Linked DNA regions of Mus musculus: region 2 is linked to region 1. Evidence: chromatin loops called from intact Hi-C (ENCODE). Cell type or tissue: left cerebral cortex. All regions are shown on one strand. Each heading gives the region's core, and the rest is flanking DNA. Links, peaks and the distances in the headings are about the cores only.

The links. Hi-C counts contacts between places; a loop is a spot of excess contacts. Peaks named below come from ENCODE experiments on the same cell type or tissue, not always from the same donor. Only the 100,000 strongest peaks of a DNase experiment are listed, where the experiment ranks them.
Region 2: a loop joins it to region 1, with 33 times the contacts of the local background. A loop is called at or near these places in 9 of 42 quality-filtered maps.

Annotation. Positions count from the first base shown.
Region 1 is chrX:94,229,845-94,238,184 of GRCm38, forward strand. Klhl15 (kelch-like 15) reads left to right here and starts at 5,086. Exons shown (of 3, transcript NM_001039061.1): 1 at 5,086-5,576. In left cerebral cortex, for the core only: CTCF peaks have their summits at 4,877 and 5,089; DNase peaks (open chromatin) are centred at 4,802, 5,060, 5,596 and 5,981; H3K4me3 peaks cover 3,162 bases; H3K27ac peaks cover 1,340 bases.
Region 2 is chrX:93,143,295-93,151,634 of GRCm38, forward strand. No RefSeq gene overlaps it. Among named protein-coding and RNA genes, the nearest start is that of Gm24123, 17 kb to the right of the region's middle. In left cerebral cortex, for the core only: no CTCF peak of the experiment used is centred there; no DNase peak of the experiment used is centred there.

The DNA.
Region 1 (8,340 bases), core at 329-8,328:
CACAAGTGGAGGTCAGGGATGTCACCAGCCCAGGCTAAAGCAAGGGGACTTTATAGGTTTTAGAGGTGAATACTTTGAGCTAGGGGCTGGGATTATGCCTATATAAAGTAAAGAAGCTGAGCCCCTGGGTGGGCACTCGTGGGCAGGTAGCTGGAAATGCAGAGAATGGAGAGAAAATGTGTTAGTGAGTTTTCCTGCATGCTGGGTTGGAGAGTGGGGAAGAAGAGCAAATGAAGGTTTTTAGTTTGTGCAGGAATGAGCAGGGGTTTCAAGCAAACACTAGGTATGACTTTTATCTTTGTACTCGGGGTTCTTTCTTGTGTTTAAGGACTTGGTATAACCCCATCTAGATCCTGGGGAGGGATTTGGGCTTCATGACAGGGAAACAACGTAAAGATCCTCACAAAGACTATAGATTTGACATAAGGGATGAGCAGTGAGGGAAATCCTTGTGTAGACATCTCCAGAAGCTTTGGGCTATTTAAAGAGATGGAGGTTTCAATGTGATGATTCCCTTACAATTTTTACTTTTCCTAGAAAAGTGGGTCAGGTTCATGAATTAAGAAGTGGGCAGGAGGAAATTAGGAGAAGTGATGACAGACTAGAAGGCCAGAGGAAATAGAAAACAGTCAAGAGGCCACAGTCAAGATACTTAAACACTAATCAGGAATCCTCCAGTGTTTATATGCATACCAATTTCCTATGAGTCAGGCATCATAAGTGCTCAAGGTATTCTTTTGATTTCACTGGCTCAAATTCTGCATCCTCTTGCCCCAGCCTTGTTATTTCTTATAATGCAAGTACACACTACCACCATGGGCTTTCAACTTCTTAAAACATAAAACAAAACAAAACAAAGGACGAAGGTAGAGACTGCCTTCTAATTCCAGACCAAGTTTCTAGCATGGCTTAGTACTGTCAGACAGCCAGACATCAACAGACTGATGAATGTGTATTGTATTCTTAAACACTTGGCTAGAGAGCTAAGGAAAGACAAAACAGGCTGGGCACTCACACCTGTGATCCTAGTACTTGGGAAGCCGAAACAGCTTTGAATTGCTTTTTGGGCTCTCTTCCAGGATGAAGGAACTCCAATTACTTTCCAGTATGATGAGAAAAGTGCAGTCATGGGTTGTCTAAGGGTGCTGCTTCAGGGCTAAAGATGTAACTCAGTTGGTCGAACACTTGTCTTATGTGCATGAGGTTCTGGGTCCAATCCCTGACATCTGAGGAATGCTAGGCAAGCACTACACCAGTGGTTCTCAACCTGAGGGTCGTGAGGGTAGCAAATCAGATATTTACATTATGAGTCATTACAGTAGCAAAATTACAGTTAAGAAGTAGCAAAGAAAATAATTGTATGGTTTGGAGCCACCACAACATGAGGAACTGCACTAAAGGGCTGCAGCATTAGGAAGGGTGAGAAGCACTGCACTACACACCACTGTAATTCCAGTACTGAGGAGGTGGGCGAAAGAGGATCAAAGACATTCTTGGCTGAATAATGTGTTCAAGACCATCCTGGGATAATTGAAAGGCTGTCTAAAAAAAAAAAGTTAGATTCAGTGACAAGTCTCAGCATTAAAGGCATTTACTACCAAGTGTGACAACCTGAATTTGACAACCTAAGTTCAATTCCCTGCACTCACATAGTGGAAAGAAGAACCTAACTGTTGCAAGTTGTCTGGTCTCTATGCCTCCCTCCCCAACTAAAGAAATGTAAAATAGATTGATCAATCGATTGATAGATAGGATGTAGTTTCAATCAACTACAGACTGTACTCAAAAGATTATAATGGAGCTGAAAAATCCCCACTACCTACTGATGTTACAGCTATCTTTACACTGGAGTGCAACACATTACACCTTTTGTGGTTGATTCTGGTATAAAGAAACCTACTGCACTGCCAGTCATAGCAAACCATGGTACTGAGAAAAACTATATAGTTTTTTTCTCTTTAGATGAGGTCTCACTAGGTAGCCCCTCAATGGCCTGGAACTCACTATGTAGATGAAGCTGTCCTTATACTCATATAGACCTACCTGTCTCTGCTTCTGCCTCACTGGGATTAAACATGTGCGCCATATTAGGTGTCTGTCTAGGTTTGCCTAACAGTAAAATCACTTGCTTATTCATTTCTCAGAATATATCACTGTTGTTAAGCGATGCCTGCTGCAAGTGAAAACAGGAATTACTGCAGCAGGTGTCAGTTTATTTAGATAAAGGGGTTTTATTTTCCTGGGTATTAAAATGTTAGACCATCCTATATATAATACAGTACTTGAAAAAACAGCGAGGGCTTAGCTTTCATCCCTAGGGAGAGAAGTGAAAGTGGCATCATCTACATTTATTTTTAGAATTAAATCAGTGTGTATGTATATGATGTGTATGTATATGATGTGTATGTATATGATGTGTATGTATATGATGGGTATGCCTCAGCATACACGTAGAAGTCGGAGGACAACCTTGTAGAGTCGATTCTCATCTTCCACTTTTATGTGGGTTCTGGGGGATTGTGTGGCAAGCACCTATCCTGGCTCAGCATCATTTGTTAAGGATAGCTTTGGGGGGGTTCTATATAGTAAACATATATAGATGGGTGGAAAGACACAGTATAGGAAGGTGGAGCGATGCTCAGTGGTTAAGAGTATATGCTGTTCATGCAGAGGCTTAGTCTTAGTGTCCACATGGTGGCTCCATGTAACTTCAGTTCCAGGGGATATGATACCTTCTAACTTCGATGGACACCAGGCACACAGCAGGTGCACATACACACAAGCAGCCAAACACTCATACATATTGGCAAAAAAAAAAAAACCCCAAAAAACAAAAAACAACAACAACAAAAAACCAAACCAAAAAACCCACAAACAAACAAACAAACAAACAAACCCTTCACTTTCAGAAACAGGAAAGTCGTTTTGAAAAGATTTTGGGCAGAGCAACAGAAGAAAATGCCAGATGAGATCACATGACGCCAGAGAATGTGTATACTGATCAGAATACGTTGTGACACCACTCACTGTTATACATACCTATTACACCAGACAAACACGTCTGTTTTCCAAGTCAGAAACAGAAAGAAACCTCTAGACAGATCACTCACTTATGGTAATGTATAGCTTAAAATGCATGTCTGTTAGTTAATGTAAAAAAATTCAACTCTTTTAGCTATTTATGACATATAAAACATAAAATTCAGACATTGAATGTGTGCAATTGAAAGTTAATTTTATAGTTTAAGTTTTAAATGTGTTGTTTTAAGGTAATACATTCTGGGGTAATCAAGCAGTAATATACAAAGATAGCAAACTAGAATTTAAGATCTTGTTACTATCTTTTGTTTACTATCTTTTGTTTAAGTGTGTATGTGTGCAGGCATGACACATGTCAAGGTCAGAGAACAACTTGTGAGTGAAGAGAGTTCTCTCTTCCACTCTGTGGATCCTGAGGCTAGAACTCTTGTGGCAAGCACCCTTACCTGCTGAGCCAGCTCACCCACCCAACCAGCTAGGATTTAAAAATAACCAACACAAATAAAGGCATTAAAGGGGCTACTGGAAAAAACAGAATAGGTGAGACAAGTTTTGAACTTTCAGTGTTTAAGTCAGAAAAGAGATTATTTCCTATTTTCAAAATAATAATTATTTTTACAATGAAGTAGTGTACTTCAGCAAAACAGTACACGATGTGCTACTTTGGCCTCTTGGGAAATGTGGCATGTTAATCAAGTTTGTTAGAAAGAGATACTGATCACTTTTAGTCACAGTCTCTTGAAAAGTTCATCAGGATATTCATTTAGAGAGAAGTGGCGATGTGGGGGTGGGGGATGGGCTTCGGTGGTGGAGCTAGAGACAGGGGAAGCAAAGAGATCTGTTAAGATCAGAAATGGTTAACGGTTGTCTTAATTTTTAACTGGTCGTAGAACCAGTGGCTTCAACTGTGTATTTGTCATCTACAGCTCTCTTACAGAGATATATAATAAATTTACAAAAGTCTTACAGTGTATTTCCATTTTCTTAAATCAAGTAAGGGTAGTATTTAAAAGCCATGACCTAGAATTCTAGAGCAGATTTGTAAAACAAACAGACCCCTCCTCAAGGAACAACTGAAATTGGTGCCTTCTGTATATTCCTTCTTGCCTATTTTGATGCAAAACAAACCCGCTTTTTTAGCTCGTACTTTTCTACCTTTGGTGAAGATAATGCCATTTTCGATGACTCTTTCCATCTCTGGGAAATTTGCATGTGAAACATGTAATTTGCATGCGATAAGCTAAGTGGAACCGTGACGCAATGATTCATTGCAAATTGCCTTATAAAAAATGATTGCCATTTGGCGTCCACCTAGTCACTTTTATAACAGGTACCATTGGCAAAACTCCCCTCATCCGACGGTGTGCAAGATGCAAAAATGGAATTTTCCAGGTTTCCTAGCCCTCAACTTGCGCACTGTGTGTTCGCTGCAGCGCCACGGGGCCCACCTCCGGGCCAGGCGGAGTGACCCTGCTGCAGGGGTGGAAGTGCACGGCCGAGTCTCTCCAGCCTCGACGGCAGGGCTCTGAGGGTCAACCTCAGCGGATCCCTCCTGCAGAGCCCCTCTACCTCCTTTCTCTCTGGCCCCGGCCCCGCCGCGTCACCCCCCAACCCCACTACAGTAGCAGGCCCGCCTCTGGGGCAAGGCGCGCAGCTGGCGTGGGACAACCCTCCCTCTACCCGGTTCCCACACCGGCTCCCGTTCCGTGGCGCCGGAAGTGACGCGCCTGGGCTGAAAGATGGCGGCATTGGCGTTCAACCAGGGGGAAGGTAAACACCCGCCAGGCGGCGCGCCGGCCCCCACGGGGCGCCTTCAGGGGCTAAGGGGGCCTCCCAGGCCTGCTCCCTAACCCACGGCTTCCAGTCCCCGCCCTCTCTCGGGGACAGGCTCGGCTCTGCGTCCTCGAGACCCTGGCCCGGGCCCCTAGCCCGTGGGCCCCGCCCCCCTGGGCGGGCCCCGGGCGGCTCCCTCGGCCCGCAGGGGGCGCGAGGCCCGGAGCGGCCCCTGGCTCGTGGCCCTCTCACGCCCCGCCCCTTTCCCGCCCCTTTCCCGCTTTCCTCCACCCCCGGCGTGGGTGATCCCGAGGCTCCGCGCGCTTTGGGGGCAGAAACCCGGAGACGCCGTCGTGTATGTGGTTCCCGCTGGCGTTTCTGTTGCCCTCGGCCCCCTCAGCTGTCCCCCAGTTGGTGGTCCTGAGTCGCCTCTCCAGCCGAGCCCCGTGCAGTGCCGCGACATCCCCCGGTATTGGCGAGGCTGGGCCCCGGCCCCGACGCCGCGCGCGTCACGCCTAGCCCAACTGTTTGGACTCGCCACTCAACCGCTGTCTTCTTTCCCAGGACTGTTTCTCGGGGGGCCTCGGGCTTGCGAGCTCGCCCGGCGCCGGAGCGCTCCGGCCCGGCCAGGGAGCGGCCCCTTGTAGAGGTTCGAGGAGCTATCGCGGTCCATCCCGGCGCCCGACCCTCCCACCGTTCGGCCACTGGCCCACTTCTTCCTGATGCAGACTGCCGTCCACTAGAGGCTGGACAGGACCCCCGAGGTGCGTAGCCGCCCCTGGCCGCCGGCCTGCGGAGCCCAGGCTTTGCTCGCGGCCCCGAGGAAGGCACGGGTTCCGTGGCCCTCACCGCACTGGCCGCACTCAAACATTTTGTAGATGCTGGGAGCTAATTTGTCTTTTGAGTTTACTTAAATTGTTTGAAATGTAAATTTTTTTCTGGTGGGAGGGGGGAGAGAGAGAGAGAGAGAGAGAGAGAGAGAGAGAGAGAGGAGAAAAAAAGGAAGAAGCATAATTCAGCCATTTTTTGCAGCATAGAGCTGCAGGTACCATGATTATTTCCCCCTTAACCGGTTCCTTCCCTTTAAAAATCCTGTTTGTGCCTTAAATAGAACTATGCGAAATGTGCGGCATAATGCGTGCGGCATAATCAGAATGTCTGGGTCCGACTGGGCGACTGAGAAAATCTCGCACTGAGGAGATCTCGGACGGAGCCTCAGTTTCTTATCTATGCGGTGTAGTCGATAATAGCCACATCAGAGAGGTAGTGAGGACTATATGAGGTCATATATGTGAAAATAATCTATAGCTGTATAGTGGTGTAGGAAAATGTAAGGTCATTTTCTTTAGGTAACCTTTGCTTGAGTGGTTAATGTGGCTAACTGTTGCTGCCTCTTCATTTCTATATTATAAGTAAATAAGGACTAGCAGAACAGCGCAGTGATGGATAGCTGTTTAATAGTCAGTGTTCGTTGGCCTTCCCTCTACAAAATGCCAACTGCTTATTTAAATAACGGTATCCTTTAATTCAAATTTAATGTTACTGTAGGGCTTTTCATCTTTCTAGGCCTCTCAGCCCCCTTTCTTATTCAGAATATTTAACACCTTATATTTATTTAGTCTTTTTTATTTTTAAGAGGTTCACTTCCTTTGTCAATCTGATTTACTGTTGTCATTTTAAAAGCGTGTGTGTTTTTTAATTTCAGTGTTTGCTTTTCGTATCTACAGAACAGGATGACTGAATACTTCTAATCATTTGAAAATGGTTTTTCAAGAGCTTACACATGCATCCATGTTTCTCTAATGCTCAGTAGATCCAGCAATGTACAGGGAATTTCAACTTGTTAGCACTTCATGCAATATTTGAGGAATTCAGTTCTTGTTTTTAATCACAGCACTTAGTAGGTGCTTTGAGTCCCATTTCATCAGTGGTAAAGGATGTTAATACTCTTTACTACCTGTTAATTGGCAAGAAATAAGATAGTAAATATTTGTGGCTCGAAAATAGAATTTACTTTCTAGAGTTTCAAAACTGTAGAATGTTTTGGCTTATAATAGTCAATTAAAAGCGAAAGGAGCATTTTGGAGTATATTATTTTTAGTCTTCTTTTTTTTTCTGAGTAGATGTTAAAATTTTAATTCCCTGGTCTGATGCCAGTGGTCTTTCACAGTATGCTTGTGTATTTTTTAAAAAGACAGATTAGGTTGGAAAAGGAACAGCCAGCTTTAAAGTGACTGCTTTTATATTTTGGCTTTATCCCTTGTTCTGAAGATAATTTTCACAGATCACTACTTTACTGAGCATTTCTGAGTTTGACCTCTCTGCCTTGCTGTGGGTTATCATGGAGCCAAGGCTGACTTGACTGGCTTCATGGATGTTCAGAAGCCAGGCTTTAGACTTGGTTTAATGATGTGTGTAAACCAGCATCGCACAATATAAATAATGGTAGAATTTGTGCTAAGAATTGAAAATTTTTATTTTTCTTTATTTAGGACAACATATACCAACAAGTAGAAACATATCATGACAAGTCAAGAGAGATGGGAGAAAGGAAAAGATGTTATATTTTAGTTCCTTTAACAGTTTCCCCCTGATTTTAGCTCTGTCCCTGTGATGTTGGTGGCCTATGGTCAGGTTTGGGGACTGAATGTTACATGAGGACAATGACTCTTGACCTGGGTGGGGGATGTGCTGTAGATTAATTCGCTGTCAGACATTTCCTCAGAAGTAGAGTGCTATAGGCCATTTGGGCTTTTTTAAAATTAAAGAACAAAAGCTGGCCATTAGTGAGGGCTTGTTGAAATAGTGGTTTATTAGGAAGGGGTAGATCTCAGAAGACCCTAGCTCCATAATTTGATATCATAACCTTAGGCCAGTAACTTAATCTCATAGTTTGGATTTTTTCATCTTTAAATTGAAGTGGTTATAGAACATGGAAGTTTGTGAAGTAAATTTGTCTGTACATGAGGCATTTACTAAGCATTTCCTATGTGCCACATACTGTTCTAGGTGCTGGAGATTCAGGTTAGTGTTAGTAGTTTTAACAAGGTTTTGTTTTCTCCCCCAGTCGTTCGCTATAACCCAGGTTTGCCTTAAACTTGGGGTTATCCTTGTGCCTCAGCCTCCCATAGGCACATGTAACTATACCTGGTACAGAAAGTTAGTTTGGTGGCCCATTTCTATGGTTCTAGCACTAGGTGGTGGAGACAGTAGGGTCAGTTCAGAATCTTCCTCAGCCTGGAATATGAGACCCTGTCTCAAAACAAATTACTTCAGCATAAAATATAGGGAAAAAATAAGGCCGAGAGTGGAGATAAAGATTCTTTTTAGATTCTTTAGAGGGTTTTGTAACTTCTATTTAAGCTTTGTTTGTTTGCTTTTTTTTGAGACAGGGTTTCTCTGTGTAGTGTTGGCTGTCTTGGAACTCCTGTGTGTAGACCAGGCTAGCCTTGAACTCACAGAAATCGACCTGCTCCTACCTCCTGAGTGCTGAGAATAAAGGTGTGTGCCACCAAGTCCATTGGGTTC
Region 2 (8,340 bases), core at 146-8,145, 1.1 Mb before region 1:
AGTTTATGCTAGAATTTTGACAGCACACCTGAATGCTCTAAAACAAAACAAAACAAAAAACAAAAAAACAAAAAACAAAAACAAAAAAAAAAGAATCAAATACACTCAAGAGGAGTAGATGGTGGGAAATAATCAAACTCAGGGCTGAAATCAACCAAATAAAAACAAAAAGAACTATTCAAAGAATCAACCAAACCAGGAGCTGGTTCTTCGAGAAAATAAAAAAGATAGATAAACCCTTAGCCAGACTAACTAGAGGGCACAGGGACAGTACCCTAATTAATAAAATCAGAAATGAAAGGGGAGACATAACAACAGAACCTGAGAAAATCCAAAACATCATCAGATCCTACTACTACAAAGGGCTATACTCAACAAAACTGGAAAACCTGGATGAAATGGACAATTTTCTAGACAGATACCAGGTACCAAAGTTAAATCAGGATCAGATTAATGACCTAAACAGTCCCATATCCCCTAAAGAAATACAAGCAGTCATTAACAGTCTCCCAACCAAAGAAAGTCCAGAACCAGATGGGTTTAGTGCAGAGTTCTATCAGACCTTCAAAGAAGCCCTAATTCCAATTCTCCTCAAACTATTCCACAAAATAGAAATAGAAGGTACTCTACCCAATTCATTCTATGAAGCTACAATTACTCTGATACCTAAACCACAAAAAGACCCAAAAAAGAAAGAGAACTTCAGACAAATTTCCCTTATGAATATCAGTGCAAAAATACTCAATAAAATTCTCACTAACTGAATCCAAGAACACATCAAAATGATCATTCATCATGATCATGAAGTAGGCTTCATCCAAGGGATGCAAGGTTAGCTCAACATACTGAAATCCATCAACGTAATCCACTATATAAACAAACTCAAAGACAAAAACCACATGATCATCTCGTTAGATGCAGAGAAAGCATTTGACAAAGTCCAACACCCATTCATGATAAAAGTCTTGGAAAGATCAGGAATTCAAGGCCCATACCTAAACATAATAAAAGCAATATACAACAAACCAGTAGCCAACATCAAACTAAATCAGGGACTAGACAAGGCTGCACACTCTCTCTACCTATTCAATATAATACTCAAATTCCCTTGCTCATCCCTGTACAAGCTAAACACCTTCATTTGCTCTTCTTCCCCACTCCCCAGCATGCAGGAAGAAAACTCACTAACAAGTTTTCTCTACATTTCTCTCCATTCTCTGCATTTCCAGCTACCTGCCCACGAGTGCCCACCCAGGGGCTCAGCTTCTTTACTTTTTTTTTTTTCCACAATAATTTGTGTGTTTAATTTCTTTTTTTAAATTTTTTTAAATATTTTTATTACGTATTTTCCTCAATTACATTTCCAATGCTATCCCAAAAGTCCCCCATACCCTCCCCCCCCCACTCCCCTACCCACCCATTCCCACTTTTTGGCCCTGGCGTTCCCCTGTACTGGGGCATATAAAGTTTGCAAGTCCAATGGGCCTCTTTTTCCAGTGATGGCCAACTAGGCCATCTTTTGATACATATGCAGCTAGAGTCAAGAGCTTCTTTACTTTATATAGGCATAATCCCAGCCCCTAGCTCAAAGTATTCACCTCTAAAACCTATAAAATCCCCTTGCTTTAGCCTGGGCCGGTGACATCCCTGACCTCCACCTGTGAGATCAGTGAACACATCCAGAAAGATGCCTCTCAATAAACTGACTTTAAGACTTCTGGTTCAGCTTCAGTTGGTTCATTTTGTAATTGGAGAAACCTATCACTTAGAGTATGAACCTTGCTGTTTTTCAGGAATATAGATTTTCCACCAACAAAACAGATTAGTAACTCATAGTTGCAAAGCCAGAATGACTCATCATGATCAATGTAATCCACCCCTCAAAGAGTGTGTATATTGTATTAGTTCGAAAACACTAGGAGCTACTCAAGGAAAATAAATCAGTAACTTGACTTAACTTTACATGGCCAGAATGACTTAGCAGGATTTCTGTGCACCCCAAGAAACAGGGTGCCTAAACTATGTACATTACATTATTTCAAAAGTATAGGGAGCTATCCAAGGAAAATGAATTAATAAATTTACATCACAAAGAGAATTCAGCATGACATATTCTATTATCAAACGAATGATTCACTTTTAAATTCTACTCTTAAAATACACCCTAGCGGGCCTGGAGAGATGGCTCAGTGGTTAAGAGCACGGACTGCTCTTCCAAAGGTCCTAAGTTCAAATCCCAGCAACCACATGGTGGCTCAAAACCATCCGTAATAAGATCTGACGCCCTCTTCTGGTGCATCTAAGACAGCTACAGTGTACTTAGATATACTAATAAATAAATCTTAAAAAAATACAACCTAGCTTAGGGGAGGTGGGGAGTGGGCATAGGAAGTGGCTGGAGAATGAACCCAGGCCCTTGCTAGGTAAAGGCTCTAACACTGAGTCACATAAACCACCCCTCTCGTTTCCATCCTTTAAACTCTAGGAAGCTAATAATCTAGCACGTTTCAGAATAACTACACAGCCCCTGTAGACAGCCATCAGGATTCAAAAACATTCAGAGTTGCCTCAGAAGAACAGTTTTAAGTGACATTGGAGTGTCCTCATGGAACCCAGGATTCGCGGGATTGAGCAAGGCTTCTCAAAGCAGGTGATCTGTAAGACCAGTCCAAAAGGAGAGAGAGAGAGAGAGAGAGAGAGAGAGAGAGAGAGAGAGAGAGAGAGTAAATAAGGCACCCACAAGGCTTCATCCAGAGCAGGAGAAGCAGGAGCTCTTCAGCAACTGCTAATAACTGAATAGAGTGAAATGTAGGCCAAAAGAATGGGAGAGGGGAAATGAACAGAAGGCCATAAACATAACCTGTGTGCTCTCTCTCTCTCTCTCACTCTCTCTCTCTCCATTTATTCAGCTTGACTTTTTTGACGATTTAATATATGTATAAGAGGCATTCCAATTATTTTAATCTCCCCTGTGTTACAACTGTAAGGCAGAAAGAACTATATACTACAGAGCAAAGCTCACACAAAAAAAACACAGAAGGAAGGGTGCTTGGCTCTGCTCAGGGAAGCAGCAGAGATCTGAGCAGAAGACAGTCATTATAGGGTCTCTGCTATTGGGCTTTTTTTCTCCTGTAGGGCAGGGCCTGGCCACTCTCCTGCCTAGAGGGTCTGGGAATTTTGGGAAGGTTACAACCCTTAGCAAAATCTAGGGGGCAGGGCCTGGGCATTGAAGCTCCTCAGGGGCCGGCCACTCGGCCACTCGTGCTCCCTGTGGGGATCAGGCCTGGCCACCAGAGTAGTCTGGGCGGAAATCCTGGCAGCTGGAGGTCTCCAGGGGTAGGGCCTACATGGGGGACTCTCAGTGCTCAGTAAAGAAAAACTGACCCAAGTTGGAGAGACTAGGCAATGTCCCCAACCTCTATCATCCCTCTCCCCACAAGTCTTCATGTTAATTCATTGCTTTGTTGTTAATGTTTTGTTTTGTCGGGTTTTTTTTATGAGAAATATTTTTGTCAGGACCAGCTATGGATAGTTCTGTGGGCTTGAAACTCTTCACTGGAGCCTGATAGGCTTATCTATGGGTACACAACTGAAGACAATGACTGCCCCTCTCCCAGAGTTCATCCACGGCCAATAGTTTAACAGGAAGAGGTAAGGATCTGTGAGCCCCTACCCAATCCATAATTGACTGTTGGTTGGTCTAATCTTATCTAGGCCCATTGTGCACAGCTGCAGTGAGGTCCAGACTGCCCTGGTTGTGTCGAACCTAAAAGACCGTATTACTTACATGGCCCTTCCCTTAGCTTCCGAGCATTACATTCTCCCTAGCCCCTGAGCCTTAATCTAAATGTCTAGATGAGAGCCACACACTCAGCTATCACTTATTCTCAGCACCTCGAGCAAATGCACGTATCTCTGCATTCACCAACCACCATTCATTGTTGTCTTAGTTAAGGGTTCTATTGCTAAAACACCATGGGAAGAAAGAGGTTTTTTGCTGACACTTCCACATCACAGTTCATCAGCGAAGGAAGCCAGGGAAGGAACTCAAACAGCGCAGGTACCTGGATGCAGGAGCTGAAGCAGAAGCTACAGAGGAAAACTTCTTACTGGCTTGCTCCTTACTCAGTCTGCTTTCTTTTTTTTTTTTTTTTTTTTTTTTTTTTTTTTTTTTTTTTTTGGGTTTTTCGAGACAGGGTTTCTCTGTGTAGCCCTGGCTGTCCTGGAACTCACTTTGTAGACCAGGCTGACCTTGATCTGAGAAATCTGCCTGCCTCTGCCTCCCAAGTGCTGGGATTAAAAACGTGCGCCACCACGCCCGGCTCAGTCTGCTTTCTTATAGCATCCAGGACCAGCAGCTCAAGGGTGGCGCCATTAGAAATGGGCTGGGCCTTGCTACATCAATCATTAATTAAGAAAATGGTCTCCAGGCTTGCCCACAGCCCCATTTTATGGAGGCATAGCTGGCACAACTGGAAAGGGAGGCTTCTCTGATTATGGCTGGGAGATTTTTTAGATTGCATTTTAACTTCCTTATGTGGTGGGTGGGAGGTGCATGAGCTAGGGTGACTGCGTGGGGATTAGAAGAGAATTTGTGCCTTTAATCTCAGTACTCAGGAGGCAGAGACAGGTGGATCTCTGTGAGGTCAAGGCCACTTTGGTCTACATAGTGAGTCCCAGGACAGCCAGAGCTACAGAGTGAGACCCTGTCTTAAAAAATAAGAACAAAATAAATAAATAAATAAATAAATAAATAAATAAATAAATAAATAATAAATAAGACAATTTGCAAGAATTGATTTTACCCTTTTACCATGCAGATCTGAAAAATGAAACACAAATTGTCAAGGCCAGATGGCAGGCATCTTCACCTACTCAGCCATCAAACTTTAACTCGTAATTTACAGTGATTTACTTATTCCATAAGTAATTATGATGGCCTACTACAAGCCTACTGCTCCTATACACTGCGGACCTTTCAGTATATAAAGCACGAAAGTCCTTTTCTTAAAGTTTACATGACACATGCTATTAGCATGTATCTTCTGTGGCCAGTTACAATATGCTAAGACTTAGGGGAGGGATCAGAGTACTGCAATTTTAACTGGGATGATCCAAGATAGGAAGATAGCCTTGACATGGTGGAGATGAGAGATCATATTATATTAAAAACTCTGCAAGCCATTGTAAGATCAGAGGCCTTTGAGATACTGAAAACCATTGGAAGATATTGAGAAGAGGGGTGGAATGATGTGGCACTCAGGCCGCCGCATACAGAACAGAATAAATGGACAAGCATAGAAATGGGAGGAGTGATTAGGAGAACCAAGGGCATTTCCAGGAAGGGAGGATACAGGAAAGAAAAGCCAAGGATGACCCTGAGGAGGGCCCATGCAAATGAAAGAATGTGGTTATCATTTTCCAAGATCTGCAAGAGTTCTGGAGGAACAGGTTAGATGGGAGTGAAGACTAAATTCAAGGCCTGGGCCAAAGGACCTGCCAAGGGTACAGAGCTGCCCAAGAAGATGCAAAGAACTGGTCTAAAACATGAGGCTGGGGCCAAGGAGATGGCGCAACAAGTAAAGGTGTTTGCCAGGCAAAGCTGACAACTTGAATTCAATCTCCAGAACCCATATAAAGGTAGAAGGGAACTCCATAAACTTACCCTCTGACTTCCACATGTGCACATACACATGCACACATATTATAAACACACAATAATAAATAAATAAAATGGAAAAGATGAGACAGCACAGTGTGCTACAAGCTGGGTAAAAAAGGGGAAAAAAAGTGTGTTAGTTCAGAGCCTGAGTGGATGCTGAGGCAGGAGGATCATCTTGAGTTCAAGACCAGACTGGGATGCAGTATTAGAACATGGGGGGGTTGGGTAGGGTGAGCACAGCGTAGGGTGGAGTCACACTTGTAATGCCAGCACTTGGGAGATGAAAGCAGAAAGACCACATCATGTAGATAGTGTTAGTTTAATGCTTGTCTGTACTACAGGAAATCTAGTCTCAAAGGGGCGGGGCAGGGATACTAGGGCTGAGAGATGGCTCATTGATTAAGAGCATTTACTGATCTTCTCGTGGACTAGTTCAATTTCCAGCGCTCACATGACTGAGAACTGCTGGTAACTCCAGCTCCAGGGGATCTGATGACCTTTTCTGAGCTCCACAGGCATACACACAAGAAGCTTACAGTCATCAAAACATATACATGCTAATAAGATCATAAAAGACAAACTTTTGAAAAAGACAGTATAAGTATCTTTTAACATCAACTATCAAAAGATGTGCCAGGTGGTGGTGGTGTCGGCGGTGCACGCCTTTAATCCCAGCATTCCGGAAGCAGAGGCACTTGGATCTCTATGAGTTTGAGGCCAGCCTGGTCTACAGAATGAGTTCTTGGACAGCCAAGGCTACACAGAGAAACTCTGCTAAGAAGAAACAAACAAACAAACAAAATGCAATGACTATTGCTATGTTAACTAAATATTCTTACTTTGAAACATTAACATAGACAATTCCTTATACTAATGGAAATATTTAGAAGTTATGAGCCCTAGGGAGTTAGAAGCAAAAGGATCCGGAATTCAAGGTCACCCTCAGCTAAACAGCCAGTTCAAGCTAGCCTGAGCTACATGTGACCCGGTCTCAAACGCCAAATCTCCGACAGAGATGGCTCAGCAGATAAAAGTGCTTACCACTAAGCCTGATGACCAGAATTCATTCCCTGGGGCCCACTTGGTAGAAAGAAACTCCAGCAAGTTGTACACACACACACACACACACACACACACACACACACACACAGAGAGAGAGAGAGAGAGAGAGAGAGAGAGAGAGAGAGAGAATAAATAAAATAAAAATAAAAAATTTTAAAGTCAAATCAAAAGGAATGGACTTCTAAAATAAATTCTTATTTTTGTGTGTGTTTCTTTATGAATCAATGAGAATTACAATGTGCTTCGGAGGCCTCCAAATTCCAGAGATTTTTAGGAGATTAACAGAGGGCTACGTACAAATGGGACACAATGGACCCTTGGAGAGTCCTCTAGAGAAGACAGGGAACATCAAGGAGACACAGAACCTAGTTGAGATAAGAGCGAGGAGGAGGGGAGTACACAATGAGCAAGAAGATAGAAAACTGCTGTAATATCAGTCCAATATCAGTTTAAAAAATAAATGTTTCCATTTGAATGGAATGTATCCACTGTGAAAGACAGCATGCACAACATGCCCCTTGTAAATAGAGATATTGAGAAGAACTAACTACCGCTTTAATGCAGCTTCTGAAGTAATGAAAAGTCATCCTGTACTGTAGAAATCTGACACAAGCCGTGTACTTACAAATACTGCATTTCAGATGTGGAAACACACACACACACACACATGCATACACACACGCACACATACTCTCACACACACACAGAATCGCAGAGTTGAGCTGAGAAGTAGAAATGAAGAGTTGCTATGTAATGTTGCACAGTGTAGTGAAAAAGGCTCCAGTAATTTCTTTGAAACGTAAGAGTTTAGGGACTGGTTAAAAATACAAATGAGCCGGGCAGTGATGGCGCACACCTTTAATCCCAGCAGAGGCAGGCAGATTTCTGAGTTCAAGGCCAGCCTGGTCTACAAAGTGAGTTCCAGGACAGCCAGGGATATACAGAGAAACCCTGTCTCAAAAAACAAACAAACAAAAAAAAATGTATATATATACACACACACACACACACATACACACACACACACACACACACACACACACACACACACACACACAAATGAGATTGAATGCAGGTTCTTGCATTGTTTATTGGTCCTAAAACAAAATCATTTTTATTCTTTTGAAAAAGGGTCTCACTAGTTCTGGCTAGCCTGGATTCACTATGTTAACAAGTTAGCCTTGAATTTAGAGACCAGCTTCTGCCTTTTAAGTTAAAGATTTATTTTCATTGAGGCTGGAAAGATGGCTTAGTGCTTAAGAACACTTATTGCTCTTGCAGAAGACTTGAATCTAGTTCCAAACACTCACATTGGGCAGCTCACAACCTCCTGTAACTACCGTTCCTGGCAATCTTTCGTCCTCTTCTGGCCTCTGATGGCATTGCATGTATATGGTGCACAGACAAGCAGGTACACACACACATAAATTAAAAAATAAATTATTATTTTATTCTCTCTTTTGTGTGTGTGTGTGTGTGTGTGTGTGTGTGTGTGTGTGATGTCTGTGTATGTGTCCACAGAGGCCAGAAGAGGGCATTGGATTCCCTAGAGCTGAAAATACAGGTGGTTTTGGGTTGCCCAAAGTGGGTTCTGATGATCTGAAAGAACAGCAAGT